Regions from separate parts of the Homo sapiens genome. Here region 2 is linked to region 1. The links are chromatin contacts, found by Hi-C or POLR2A ChIA-PET in ENCODE. All regions are on one chromosome and are shown on one strand. The core of a region is the stretch at or near the end of the contact, and the rest is flanking DNA. Distances in the headings are between cores, read along the strand shown. Region 1 has its middle 240 kb from the start of RDUR. Region 2 has its middle 94 kb from the start of RDUR.

Region 1 (6,687 bases), core at 2,560-5,059:
AGGTATTTGAAATCTCTTGAGGTAAGTAGTGTATGATTTTGGTGCAAACTCAGGGTCTCCTTCTCCAGGCATAGAAATTGGCTATGCAAGTGGCGATTACAGCCAGAATGCTACTTCTAAAATACACAATTAGACATTTCCCTAACTTAAAGCCTTTTAGCAATTTCCTATAACTTTCAGGCTGACAGTCAAACTCCTTAACTGAGCACGCAAATGCTTCATAATGTAGCACATTCCATACTCTCTGGCTTCATCTCCCAATACTGCCAGAAAGCACTCTGCATTCACTATGGCTATCTCCAACAAGGAGCAGGCCTCCAGCTGTGTCAGGCTATTGTCCCAACTTTGGGACTATACAAAAACTAGTAGGTCTGCCTAGAGAGCCCTTCCTACTACTTCAACTGGCCTGCACCTCTTCCTCAAAGACAGAGCTCAAGTATCATTTCCCAGGCCTCACATTTCCATTGTTTATTTCTTTGTGCCCCTAAAACAACCCTAATCTGGCATTCATTATATTGTGCTGTATGTATTCATTCATTCACTTGCTAGCTCTCCTTGCAATTTCCTAGTAGGCAAGGCCTGAGGAAAGAGGAAACCAGTTAATTATATAAATGAACTAAACAATTACACAAAAGGACCTGGGAGATGGAGGAGTTGGGAAATGAAATAGAAATGAGGAAGACAGGAAGAGGTACAGAGGCAGAGGGAATCAATGGACTCTCCCCACCTGCTTTCCCATCCCAACATGCAGGCCTCCGTCCCTGCTTTGTGCTCTGTCAGAAAAATCAGCAGGGCTCAAAAACCAGCCCTGCCACTTAGCTATGTAGCCTGGCATAAATTACTAATCCTCTCTCAACCCCAGTTTCCTCCACTTTCAAATGAAGATATAATTATATTAACTTCCATCATAGAGTTGTTATAAAGATTAAATTAGCTAATGCTTATGTTGCACCAGACACAGAGCCTAGCACATAATAAACACAGGATAAGATATTAGCAAAAAAAAAAAAAAATGCATTTCTAGTTCATGTTGAAGAATAAGAGAGCACACTTTTTTATTGTTTTGTTTTTTATTTTTCTTTAAGTTCTGGGATACATGTGCAGAACATGCAGGTTTGTTACATAATACCCCCGCTCCCCTTGCCCCCAACCCCCTGAGAGGCCTCCATGTGTGATGTTCCCCTCCCTGTGTCCATGTGAGAACACACTTTTTCTCAGGCTTCATAAGGCACATGGCCTGGACTAAGGTATGGACTAGTCTGATATAAAGTTATACTCTGATCCAGAACATTTAATCTCAGTGTTGAGCACAGCAGAGCAAACCTAAATCAGTAATGTCACCACCAATTTGAGTCCATTCTTTAGCTGAAGGATGACAGCAATAACAAGCTTGGGGTTGGGGTCAGGAAGATTTTGCTATATCTGTATTAACAACATAGTTTTAGTGTCTTGACCCTTAGAAAGAAAATTAAAAAAGCATGTGAGGTTGTTCTATGAAGATCTAAGGAGGATCCAGCCCCACAACAAAAGAGGCTTCACTTAGTGGGGCCTGAGCTTCGCAAGCCTCCTGAGAATGCTAAAAAGTTCTTTTTCTTCTCACATGCATAGTAACAGAGTATTTGCCTGTTGACCCAACCACTAGATTGGATTCGGAGGTAAAATATTATCCAGTTGGATTAATTATTATATCACATTGGACTGGATGCCTCTGCCATGCATCAGTTTTCTTGGTTGGCCACTGATTAATAATCATCGTCTTAACATTCTAGACATGCTGCCTGATTAGTAGTTCCTGGCAGCAGTGGCTGATAGCAGTTACTGGAATCTCTCCTTACTGGGTGATTACATAATATCTACACCTAACTGCACAGCTGGTCACGATAAGCCACGATGTTTGTCCTGAAGATAGTGTCATTTTCACCAGACTGATCTCCTTATTATTTGCTCAGCTCGCTTCACTTTTGCCACCTTTGTGCCTTGCTCTCTCTTTCCTCCCCCCACAATGGCTTTTCTTCCTCTCTAATTGTTCAAATTCTACAAGTCTTTTAAGGCCCAAGTCAAATGCGCCTTTTGACCATCATGAACTCAAGTAAAAAACAGCTTGTTTCCAAATTCCCACTGCACTTTATTTTCTATGCAGTGATTTTTGTTTTATATCCTCTTTCTTTACTAGTGCAATGCCTCACACACAGTAAGCACTAAATGACAGTTTATTGAAGGCATGAACTAGTGACCTACTACAACTAAGGCTGCAATAGATTACTTGAAAATATAAATAAATAGGTTATATTTATGAAAAGAAAACACTTTACTCCCTATGAGGAAATCCTGCTTTGTAACCAATAGCTAAGTCCACTTCCTGCTGTGTGCCTCCTGAAGGGCTTGGGAAGCAGACTCTAGGTGGAATGCATTCTAGAATTTCATCTCTGGCTTGTCACCAAAATAACTTGGCCTTGCTTTCAATCCATGGATATTGAAACTATGCCCTAAAGTAGTAGCAGCAGAGTTCAGAGTTAGGGAAATTTGGAAGTGATGTGATGACTTTAAGTTGATGCTTTGGATTGAAGGCAAAAATGCCCTCCACTTCGTGGATCTACTTATTCCTAGAAACGAGAGTCTTTGAGGGGCTAGAAGTGATCAAGAGATGGGTCAGGGTAAAAGTTGGGGGAAAATAGAGGAGATTTATATAGACTCAAAATTCAGGAATTATTTTCAATGGTCAGATTGAGCAATGGCATGCTTGTTATGAAATAGAAAAGGCTCACCAGTTAGAGATGCATGCTGCAAAATGACATGATTTCTGGGATTTGCTTGAAATACTCAAGAGAAAAAAAAGGAGGAATGAAGAGAGAGAGCAAGATCCGCAAAATGTTGTTAGCTCTTTAACAGATTGATTAGTGTATGAAAGCTCATCATACTAGTCTCTCTACTTCTGTGTATTATGACATTTCTACGCTAAAAAGATTTAAAAGAAATACTCTTTTAAGACAGTAGTTACCCTCTTCTAGCTGATATCCACACAAGAGTTTTGTCTGAAATGACAAAGAAGGGGGAAAGGGAATTTTTATTATGTTGATCACCAGGTTTTGCCATCTGATTTAATCCAGACAACTCCAAATCATTGTTGTGTTATGTGCTCTGTTAAGAAAGTTAAAAATCCATGTGTGCACCATGACCTGGAAAAGATATCCATTGTCTTAATTTCAAACACACTAATAGTTATTTACATTGTGTCCTCAGTCAAGATTTCAGTCTGACTCTGGTAGACCAGTTCTTTGGTGTTTGTTTGTGGAGTGGGTAGAGGGAAGAGAGATCATAAGTAGCCTACAGGTTAATAAAATTCCTGGCAGCATACCTGGTAATAATCTGGGTAAACATGTAGTCATTCAGCATATCTCCCCTAATTTAAATTTAGCTGTGAACCATTAATCAAATAAAGTATCTTTCACAGAAGTTAATTAATAACTGTGTGCTTTTCTTTACTTTTTTTTTTTTCACCGTCAAGCAAAGGTCAAAGAAATTCAGACCTTTTCCTGTTGTCTTAGAGGAAAATAGCCCAAATTTCTATTCACAGAGTAATGTAAGACACCAAACGGATCTGTGCTGTTAAATGTAGCTTGTTGCTGTTTGCAAGTACCACCAAGGACTGGAATCCTCAGATAGCTGAGGAACATTTTTTCTTCATTGCTATTTTTTTCCCTGGGATGAGCGTATGTTTTTAGAAAAAACTACATTTTTTGGTCCCAACGTCACTGAGTATCAGATGGTAGAAGACGATAGAAGAGACAGGAAGTAATTTAATTGACTCGCCTAACAGAACTGGCTTGGCAGCGTATTACAGGAAAAGGAACACTCTAGTTAAGATTAAAAAATAAAAATAAAAAACCTTAGCGAGCCCCTTTATCAGCTGCTACTTGCATAGAAAGAATTTTACGGGGTTTGTGGGCCTAATAATACTTTAGCAGATCTAGGCTTTGGGAAGTGGAATTGACTAAGCTAAGCTTAAAGAAGCCGGCAGAGACATTGAAACTGGCAGGTGCCTATATTTTTACATTCCTCTGTCATTAGAGTATTATGTTCATTCGAATTTCTTCGGAAAAATCATCTAATTCAGCATTTCTTAAATATGTTTACAGAACTGAAATATTATTAATCATTATGAGAAAAAGTGCTTCATGGTCAAATGAAGCTAGGGAAATTCTGGGTCAAATCAAGTTCAAGTGTTTCTTTACTTTGAGACTCTCCAGTACCTTTATTATGTTAGTAGGTATTATGACTCTTCAAGAAGAGAAATGCTGTAAGACCAGAGGAGTTTTCAGAAATCATCTTGCAAGACTAGTTTTCCAAAAATATATTGATGACTATGATATGAAAATAAACTCAGATACACATACATGCACACACACACACACACACACACACGCACAGAGTAAACATGAACAAACTGGAAGATATTTGTGGACCATTTTCTTTACTGGTGTGAATAAGTCTAAAGGCAGCTACAATTTTTTGCCTACTGACCAGGGAATCTTTCTCTTTCATTTAAAGAAATAAGAAAGACCTATTTTTCCAGCACGCCTTCAGACTAGAATCTGGGCAGCTGCTTCCTTCCTGCTCTAATGCTAGCAAATCCAGGAACCAAGAAGCTGATAAAGAAGGAGATGCCTTCCTTTCTGCTTTTAGGTAATGAACATTTATTACTGTGGCAAAGAAGCAGGCTCCTCATAAGCTCCAGCGAACTTACTAAGACCTGGCCCTGACTTTCTGTAAACCTTGAAAGAAATCAGTAGATAAATTACTTTCATTCTTTCCTTTTCTCATTAGAATAAAGTGAGTATCCTTTAGCCATCTCAAAAGCCATGGCTATGTATTCAAAAATAATTTAGTACATTTATACGGTAAATGACAATAATCATAAACTGCCAAACGGACATTTGATGCTATGATTGTGATGTTTTAGCTGTCTTGACATAAAAATTAAAACAATTCCACTCCAATAATCACAACTCAATTTTGATAATAATAATTAAGACTATGACTAGAGCTGACCCCTGAACTGAGTGACATGTTTATTCAAGCATTACATTTAGTCACAACTCCAGTTTCCTTTTCCATTTATTATTTGTCAGAAAGGAAAATTACTGCATGTTAGCCTGAATTGTTCATATCCTTGGGACACTATACCAAGAGCTCATTTCCTCTCCATAGTATTGAAAAAGAAATGCAAATTGTCAGTACAAAGAGTAAAAATACCCTGACACATAAGCCAACAATTTGCCTTGTTGTAATTTATAATAGGAACAAGAAGGAGCATGATACAGAGAAGAATAATTAAATATCTATAAATACGTTAAAGTTTTGGAGTGGGTTTTGTTTGCTTGCTTTTTATATTTTTATTAAATATGCACACTCGTAGAATAATACATGCCTACCATTACCTCTTGATTTGATTGTATTTTATTTTGATTGTATCCACTGATTCCATATAAGAAAAATGCTCATAAATGATCTTTTTAATATTTTAAGTAAATACATTTTTATTTTCTTTCAGGAAAAGGAAATAAGACATTAACTCCATTGGAGTGACCCCACTATTTTGGTGATCCCAACCCTTCATGCCAAGCATCCTGTCTCCAGATATTCTCAAAGGTTCCACCATGCAGAATACTAGAGCAGTCAGTGCTAGGTTCTATGGGGAGAAGCAACTCAACTTTTCTCAGCTGTGGTTCTAGATTGGAGATAAAGGAGAAGAAAGCAGAGAAAAGGGTGATTAGTAACTAAGAGGTGTGACAAAAAGGAAATCCAGAGGACTCCTCAAAAGAAGCTGGAACATTTATTTTTTATAATTTTAAGTGTATATGGTTATATATAAATTAGAACTGGATAAAGGGATACAGTATGCTAGGTATTCAACACAAGGAACTGACACAGAAGATAGAATTTTTTTTATTTTTATTTTTTTGAGACAGAGTCTCTCTCTGTCGCCAAGCTGGAGTGCAGTGGCACGATCTTGGCTCACTGCAACCTCTGCCTCCCAGGTTCAAGCGATTCTCCTGCCTCAGCCTCCCGAGTAGCTGGGACTACAGTTGCATGCCACCACATCCAGCTAATTTTTGTATTTTTAGTAGAGATGGGGTTTTACCATGTTGGCCGGGATTGTCTCGATCTCTTGACCTCGTGATCTGCCAGCCTTGGCCTCCCAAAGTGCTGGGATTACAGGCGTGAGCCACCACACCCGGCCGATAGAAAGAAATTATTTAGGCAGATAGTGAGGGTAAAGGAGTCCTGGGCAAGGCTTCCCTTTTAACAAAAAGCAGCCCCAAAATCATTTCTTTTCTAACAAAGAGCAGCCTGAAAAATTGAGCTGCAGACATAGATAAGCAAGCTGAAAGCTGGCATGGGTAAATGCTGGCAGCCATGCCAATAGAAAAGGGCTAACTGGAAGCCACGTATGTTCAACATGGAGGTGCCATCTTCCATTTTCTCTGTCACCACATGTACAGTAAAGAACCAGGCAACATGGCACCCGCCAGGTAAAGAACCCATCAGCATGATAAAAGGTTAGGGTGGGGCGGCCAGTTTTATCACATGCTTTACAAATGGCACACCTTGTACTAACCAGTGTTTTGCACCTTATGCAAATAGCACACCTGGTCTGGCCAATTTTTTTATGCCCTATGTAAAACA
Region 2 (7,379 bases), core at 1,210-3,709, 140 kb after region 1:
AGCAGCCCTGACACACACTATTGGTAAACAAAGCAGAAGTAATGTCACAAGGCATGGGCTTGCCGAGAAGGGTGCCCAAAATAGCAAACCTCATAGCTTAATTTAGAAGAATCTTTACAATGTCAAGCTTACAAAGGTTAAAAAAAAAAAAAAAAAAAGAAACAAAGAAAGAAAAAAGAAATGTGGGGCTAAGCATGGTGGTTCATGCCTGTAATCCCAACACTTTGGGAGGCTGAGGGCTGAGGTGAGGATATCTTGGGGCCAAGAGTTTAAGACCAGTCTGGGCACCATAGTGAGACACTCTCTCTAGAAAAAAAAAAAACTTAAAAATTAGCCCAGTGTGCTAGTTTGGGCCTGTAGTCCTAGCTACTCTGGAGGCCGATGAAGAAATCTCATGAGCCTAGGAGTTCAAGGCTGCAGTGAGCTATGGTCATACCACTGCACTCCAGTCTGGGCCACAGAGCAGGACCTTGTCCAAAAAAAAAGGGAATGTGGTAGCATTTTCAACAAGTATAAACTATGTGGTCTTGTCTATTCACAGATCATTTAAAGATGAAAGCTTTAATTGGGGGGAAAGCCATATCAGCCAATGGCACTGTGAATTTTTGGCAGAGGCATCATCAATTCTAATAACTTTTATCAAAACCAATGGTTTTAAGCATTCAAGCTTTTATTTACCCCTCTGTGGTCTGAAATAACCATTGGCGTTTGGAGCTGTTTTTGTTTATTTAATTTGGTTTTGTTTTAATTGGTCTTGAAGTCAACATACTCAGGATTTGCAATGTAGAAATGAGTTCTATGAAGGCAGCAGATTCTTGATTTCTTTCGGTCTATAAGTCTTCCCCATTAAAAGCCTATACTCTGGCCAATAAGAACTAGAAGTAGAAAATAAAGTTAAAAGCAAGCTCAACATAGTGAGGTTCTAACTCCATATGTTGCGTTTATGGAGGCTTGTTTCTCTAACTCTTTCCTGGTCCTCAGACACCATGGGAGAATAAAAGTAAGCCACTGGTACCTTCTTCTGCCGTAAACTTTTCTCCAACATAAACACATATTTATGTTGACATGAACATAAACACACAGTCACACACACTCATTGCTTTGGAAATGGTAATTCCCATTAGAAACATGCAAGTTTAAATTTAATGTTCTTTGTACTTAGTGGTAATTCACTTATACTTATTTTCTTTGAGAGAGTGAGACAGGAAAGAATCTCAAGAATCTTTAAAGAAATGCAGAGAAGGCTAGCTGTGCCAGGTAACTGACGAAAAGCAAATTAAGGTCTCCGTTTTCAAAAGAAGAATGAAGTTAGATTTCACAAACTCAAATAATGAAAATATTATCAAAGGCAGGCTGAGCACAATGTCTCATGCCTGTAATCCCACCACTTTGAGAGGCCATGGTGGGCAGATCAGTTGAGTCCAGGAGTTCAAGACCAGCCTGAACAACACAGTGAGACCTTGTGTCTAGAAAAAAAGAAAAAGAAATAAAATATTATCCACGACATTAATAAACAGATAGCTTGTGAACTTAAGAAGGGGAAATGATAGGTCACTAGAAGACATCGTGGATGCACTAAGAACACATTATATGAGGCTGAGTTCATTTCCATTTTTGAGAATTCAACTAAGTATAAGAGCAGAACTCCATAACTATTGTGTATTTAGAGTTTATAATACATTTCATCTTTCATAATCTCCATGAATACCAGTGAAGAAGTAGAGGCTAAATGCTAGTGGCGTTCAGTGGTTTAACGTAGAGTTGAATGACTAAACTCCCCAGGCTCAGAATCTGTGCCCACCTGAGTTAGTTGCCCAGTGGCTTGACACAGGGCTCATTCTTATCTCTTTGCTACTTAACCCATTTATCAAGAACTTCCATAGCTTCCATAGGGACCTAGATATCATGGATATCAAATGTGATAACCTAAAATTATAAGACTTGTTGATAATTAGCTCCAAAAATATCTCAGCAAGATGAAGTAATGGTCTTGATTTTCAGTTCACTAACCACGTTTCAGGTACAGTTTACTGAGATGGAAATAAGTGTGCTTCCTTATCTGGTACAATAAAACAGAGCTCTATTTTAAAATAAATGCTTAATTATTATACAGAACACATATTTCAAAGGTGATTTCTGGCTAGCAATTTAAAAGAAAAAAAGAATATTAAAATGCAATACTTGGTAACTTTTTCATTAATACTTAACTTATAGTGTCAACACCAAATCTTAATAACTTCTCAAATTCAACACATTTAAGTCCTTTCTTTGGAATTATGACCAAATCAAGGATCTAGAGATTCAGGCTCTCTTAGCATCTTTTTGATACTTGCTCTTCTCATCAATTTCTAGTTTCCCTTCTCTAGTTAACTGAAGGATAGGGTTTAACTTCCCTTTTTCCCCCACTCTTTCTTCTACAGTCACAGAAGCACAACTCCCCACATCCGTGCACTAGGTACAGCTTAGTGACCAACACCTTCGGTACTGCTAAGGATCCCTACAGAAGTTCTGCCTCTACTGTCAACTAGCAGAGCTATGAGGCCTTGGCCCAGACCCATCACCTCTCTGGGATTCAATGCCCTCATCTCTAGAACTATGTGGCCTCCAGAGTCTGTTTGCTCTCAGAATCTTTGACGTCATGATTCCTTACCATAACAAGTATCATTTATAAATGAAGGTAAAAATGGTCAACTTTAAAATTAATAATAATAATAGTATGAGAAAATAAATTCAGTAAAACTAGGCCTCTTAGACAGACAATCAAAATGCAACAGAAATCCCTGAAAGATTCAATTGCTTCAGTTTCTTAGAACCCAGTGAGTAAATAGATCATCTTGTAGGGGGTCTTTAATGAATCACTTTTCCTCTCTCAAGTCAATGTTTGATTGGTGTGTGTGTCTGTGTGCACTGTCCCTCTAGTTAGAGTTCCTCTAGAAACAAGAATAGATTCTTTTCCATCTCAATGTCTATCACATAATAATCCATCACAAACACTTGAAGACTGATAACTGGCTTAAATCTTTTATTGACAAAATTATATAAATCCTATTTGTCTGCACTGTAAAAAATATATATGAAATGCATTAATCAGTTAGAATTTTATTTGCTATATGGAGGGATAGTGTTCATTGTTTACTATTTCATTGGAAAAGCTATCAAATAACTTTATCTTTTTATAGCACCTATGCCAAATCACATGTACCTGTGAATTCCACAGTTTGTTTGTGCATCATACACCACATAATCTTTTAATGGTTCCATGTTTCAAGACATTGTTATCTGGTGACATAAAGTAGACTTTACAACCTAATAAAAATGTATGGAGTTTAAAATGTCATACTTTAAAAATTACTCAAACCATAAATCTAAGCCTCTTTTAAATAGAAAGGGGTAGTGCCTTTACTAATCCTCAAGACTTATTACATTTCTGCATCTAATTTCTCCATCCTTGTTCCTAGGCTGCATAGAGTTGCTGGAAAAAAAATTATAGAATGTGCTCAAAGCACCCTGGAATAAGAGAACAAAGGACATACATATATAAAGAGTGACAGCCTACAATTCAAACATTGATGGGTAACATATGTGCTTAAAGGTAAAGCCAACATCAACATTAATATCTATTCAAAAATTTCATTCTCCTTACTTTGGTATGTCTGGGTTTCAGTTGCTATTACTAAAAGTTCTGATTTCTCATGAACATCAAAGACAGTAGCCACACTCCACAAAGCGCTTAAGAAAACCTTGTTTTCAGTTTGACTCTTGTCTATACTGCACAGATACTTTAAAGGGAGAAGCAAAGACAAAATATGAGAGTGCTGGACTCATCTATGCTCTTCACCAACCAGACACTTGTTTTGAGTTCCTCATTGTTATTGCTGTTGTCGCTTGTTACTATCTTTTCCTCTTCTGGATTCAACAGTGACTTACTCTGTTATTCTTGCCAACCCATTTAACACGTCTGGCAGTCTCTGTAGAATCTTTCCTGTCACTCCTCAAACTAACAGGTATGCTGTAAAAAATGGGAGACTTTGAAGACTTGAGGAATATTAATTGAAGAGGGTATTTAATGGTGACATAGTAGGGGTGCTGTAAACCAGAGGTCAGAGATAGATATGAGTACATGGACTCCCAGTAGACACCAGATGTGTAGGCCAAAACCCAACATTGTGGCCTGTAGAATCCAACTGACTGTGAACAAGCTTACCTACATCCTCAAGCTCCTCTTGGATTATTCTTCCCCTCACATTGACTTGACAGTAGGTCAAAACTCCCCAGTGTTGTCTACTCCTGCCACTCCTAAGAATTATTATTACTTAGGAGGCAATATACTCTTATCTCTTCCCAGCCACTTCCATACCACCATTCTACCATGAGCTCTCAGCAATGCCTGGCCTTTTGAAACATACTTCCCTAGGCCCTTGCTCCCTCCTTGTTGCTGTTTTCAATCCATGTCTGGGCCCTTCAGTGTCTTCTTTGATAGTTTTGCCTTTGGCTTAAAATCTCCCAACTCATTCCATGGCAACATCTTGTTAATCTCAATATCCATACAGATGGCCCCTTCATGCTCCAACTCAACTTTCTTACACCACCTCTGCACCCCTCACTTATGTACCCATCCAAAATTTGCCCTTGCATCTGACACTGCAGAATTACTTCCTTATGAGATTTTTAACTCTAAATTTTCCTTCTTTGACCATAACGTATCCTTCTTCTCTCACATCTACTGGAATTGCTGCTAAGTCATAGCCTTCAACCTGTTCATCCCTCGATTTCCTTAATTACCTCACTTCCTCCTTGACATGCTTCCTTACCCACTCTTGGTTCTAACAGTGAACAACTTGAAGATTATTCCCATTAGTACCCAGAATATGCTGCTGAATATTACCAAAGAAAATCTTGAACCTGGGTCACTTATTTTCATTCCAAAATCATCCTTCTCTAGCCTCAGGAGGGCTCTCACTGCTGTTCACAATTTTAGAACTTATCTCTGGATGAGCCTCTATCACTTTTGCCATAGCAAAGTGTTATCAGTAACCTCAAAGTCTACCCTCTCCGTTGTCTTCCAGTTTCCTAATAATGTTCTACATGATGCAAATTTAATTATCTTTTCTTTTCTGTACTTTTAGCACATGCAGTCCATTCTTTACTTTACTACTTTTCAGAAGAGGGCATTTCTGTCCTGCTACTACATTGTCCACTGTCGTCCCAACTCTTCCAAGAATGTGTTCCATCAGTCATCACATTCATCTCTTCCTCTCTGGAATTATTTCTCAGCCTGCAATTACATTCAGATTTCCTACACTCATACCAAGTTTCCTTAACCATTCTACTTCCATGAGGTACCACCTTTCCTGTATCTTTTGCAACCATCAAACTTCTTGAAAGTGTCTATACTTGATGCCTCCACTTCAACTTTCATTTATTCCTCACTTATGTGGCATTTGACTAACAAAGTCAGCCTCTCCAAAGTCACCAATGACCAATTAGTCATCTAGCTTTTTTAATTAACAATCATTTTCACCAAGAACATTTAAGGACATGGGGAAATCCCTATGATGCACTGTTAAATTTTAAAAAGTAACAAAAAGTATAGAGTACAGTGCCAATTAAAATGTTGATATGCCGGTGTGTGTCTGTTCAGGAAGTGAGTGGGGGAAAAAATCACAAAAACAGTAAAGGTTAGACAGTAAAGATTAAGGGTTATTAAGAGTATAAAATTACAGATATTTTAATACATTTTTATATTTTCTACATTTTCTATAATGAATATTACATCCATAATCAGAGGAGCAAAAAGGATTTAAGTGTTTACATTTTTTTCCTTCTTCTTTTTTCTCAATCCCTCTGACATATTTCACCCCATTGATTGCTGCTTCCCAAAATTCTTCCCAGGACCAGCTTCACAGATGTGCAATCTATGCAATAACCCAGGGCCCCAGGCTTAGAAAAACTTTGTGTTTGGTTTAAGCCTCTCCTGTTTCCATTTTGAAATTCCTAATAAATTTTTAACAAGCCCCACAATGTTATTTTGCTCGAGGCCCTGCACATTATATAGTTTGTCCTAACTCTGCCCTCAGCCTCTGACACCACAATGTCTTTTTCCTACCTAACCTCTCCTTTTCTATTTCATCATTCCACTCACTAAACTCAGAAGTTCATTAGAGTGGTTACCATCACCCACCTTACCTCTATCTCCTTTGCCATCTCACTCATGGCTTCAGTTCTCACTTCATTAAATACTGCCCATATCTATTACCTGAATCTTGAGCTTCAGATCCGCATTTCCACCCATAACCTGGATATTTCCACAAAGATGTTCAGTAAGCACTTCACATTTAACATGTTCGAAATGGAATTTAGCATCTGCTTATGTATTCTTCCATGTCCTCCTTCTTTCTCTCAACTTTATATTTTGGAGATTTATTCATGTTGATGCATGTAGCTGTAATTCATGTATTTTTGCTGCTCTGTAGTATTTCCTTATATGAATATACTTCAATCGACTTATCCATGTATGGGTTTTTGTAATTTTTTATGTCTGAGTACACACATGCAAGAAGAGTTTCCAGTGAAATTGCTATATCAAAGAGCACACACAAGTTCAGTTTTACCAGGCATACCAAACTGTTTTCAAAGTGACTGTGTCAGTTCATACTCCCACTTGCAGTATATTAAAGTTGTTTTTACTCCATATCCTCACCAACACTTGAGTAAAATCTTTGTCAACTTCGTCATGTCTCATTATGATTTTGATCCACATTCCCTTGATTATTAAGGAGAATGAGCATCTTTCATATGTTAATTATATATAAAAAGTGTCTTCTTCATGTAGTGCCTTTATAATGAGAAAACATTTTTTTAATTAAGATCTATACCACAGATTAAGATCTATGTTGTGATGGGCAAGTTTTTCAGTCAATCCTGAAGAACACTAAAGATTTACAGTCCTACCCTCACTGAGATGGTAAACTTGACCAGTTACAAACAATTATACTTTGGGATTTTATTGATTAAGTAATATGCTCTCAAAGTGATAATGTTGTGTGATAAAACTAGCTGTGGAGGAGAAACCAAGTGTGGCTGTTAAACCTTTCTATGGCCTATCATGCAACCAGCATGGAGTTACTTAGTGCCATGTGAGAGACAAATTTCAGAGTAGGCACAATGTGGAAGAAATAATTTTCATTCCACACAGCAGTACCCAACTCCTACCCCCAGCAAGAACGAAAACTAGAGAAGAAGATACAAATATCTATTGGCTGATGAAGAGTCTACTCCACTCAGGAAAGAACATGTGGAAACCATGAGAAATGAAAGTACCCCGCCAAACCCAGCCAAATCCAACCTCACCTCTCCTAGACACTTCCCCCTACAGTTTC

What was found. A loop is a pair of places that touch in the nucleus more often than their neighbours do. ChIA-PET counts read pairs that join two places held with the same protein, here RNA polymerase II (POLR2A). Pooled maps may share reads with other maps.
Region 2: a loop to region 1 is called in a map of A673, with 1.9 times the contacts of the local background. The contact joins two enhancer-like sites. A Hi-C loop is called at or near these places in 1 of 168 maps with a recorded cell type or tissue (A673), 2 of 37 single-sample maps with no recorded cell type and 4 of 50 pooled maps. POLR2A ChIA-PET finds 5 or more read pairs at or near these places in 2 of 52 experiments (A673 and GM12878).

What each region holds. Positions count from the first base shown.
Region 1 is chr3:102,177,458-102,184,144 of GRCh38, reverse strand. No RefSeq gene overlaps it. Among named protein-coding and RNA genes, the nearest start is that of RDUR, 240 kb to the right of the region's middle. Within about 2 kb of position 3,809, at least 10 of the 41 ENCODE cell types and tissues checked have a DNase peak (open chromatin) inside an H3K27ac peak, as active enhancers do; they include GM12878, where a contact is called at or near this core.
Region 2 is chr3:102,031,256-102,038,634 of GRCh38, reverse strand. No RefSeq gene overlaps it. Among named protein-coding and RNA genes, the nearest start is that of RDUR, 94 kb to the right of the region's middle. Within about 2 kb of position 2,459, at least 2 of the 41 ENCODE cell types and tissues checked have a DNase peak (open chromatin) inside an H3K27ac peak, as active enhancers do; they include GM12878, where a contact is called at or near this core.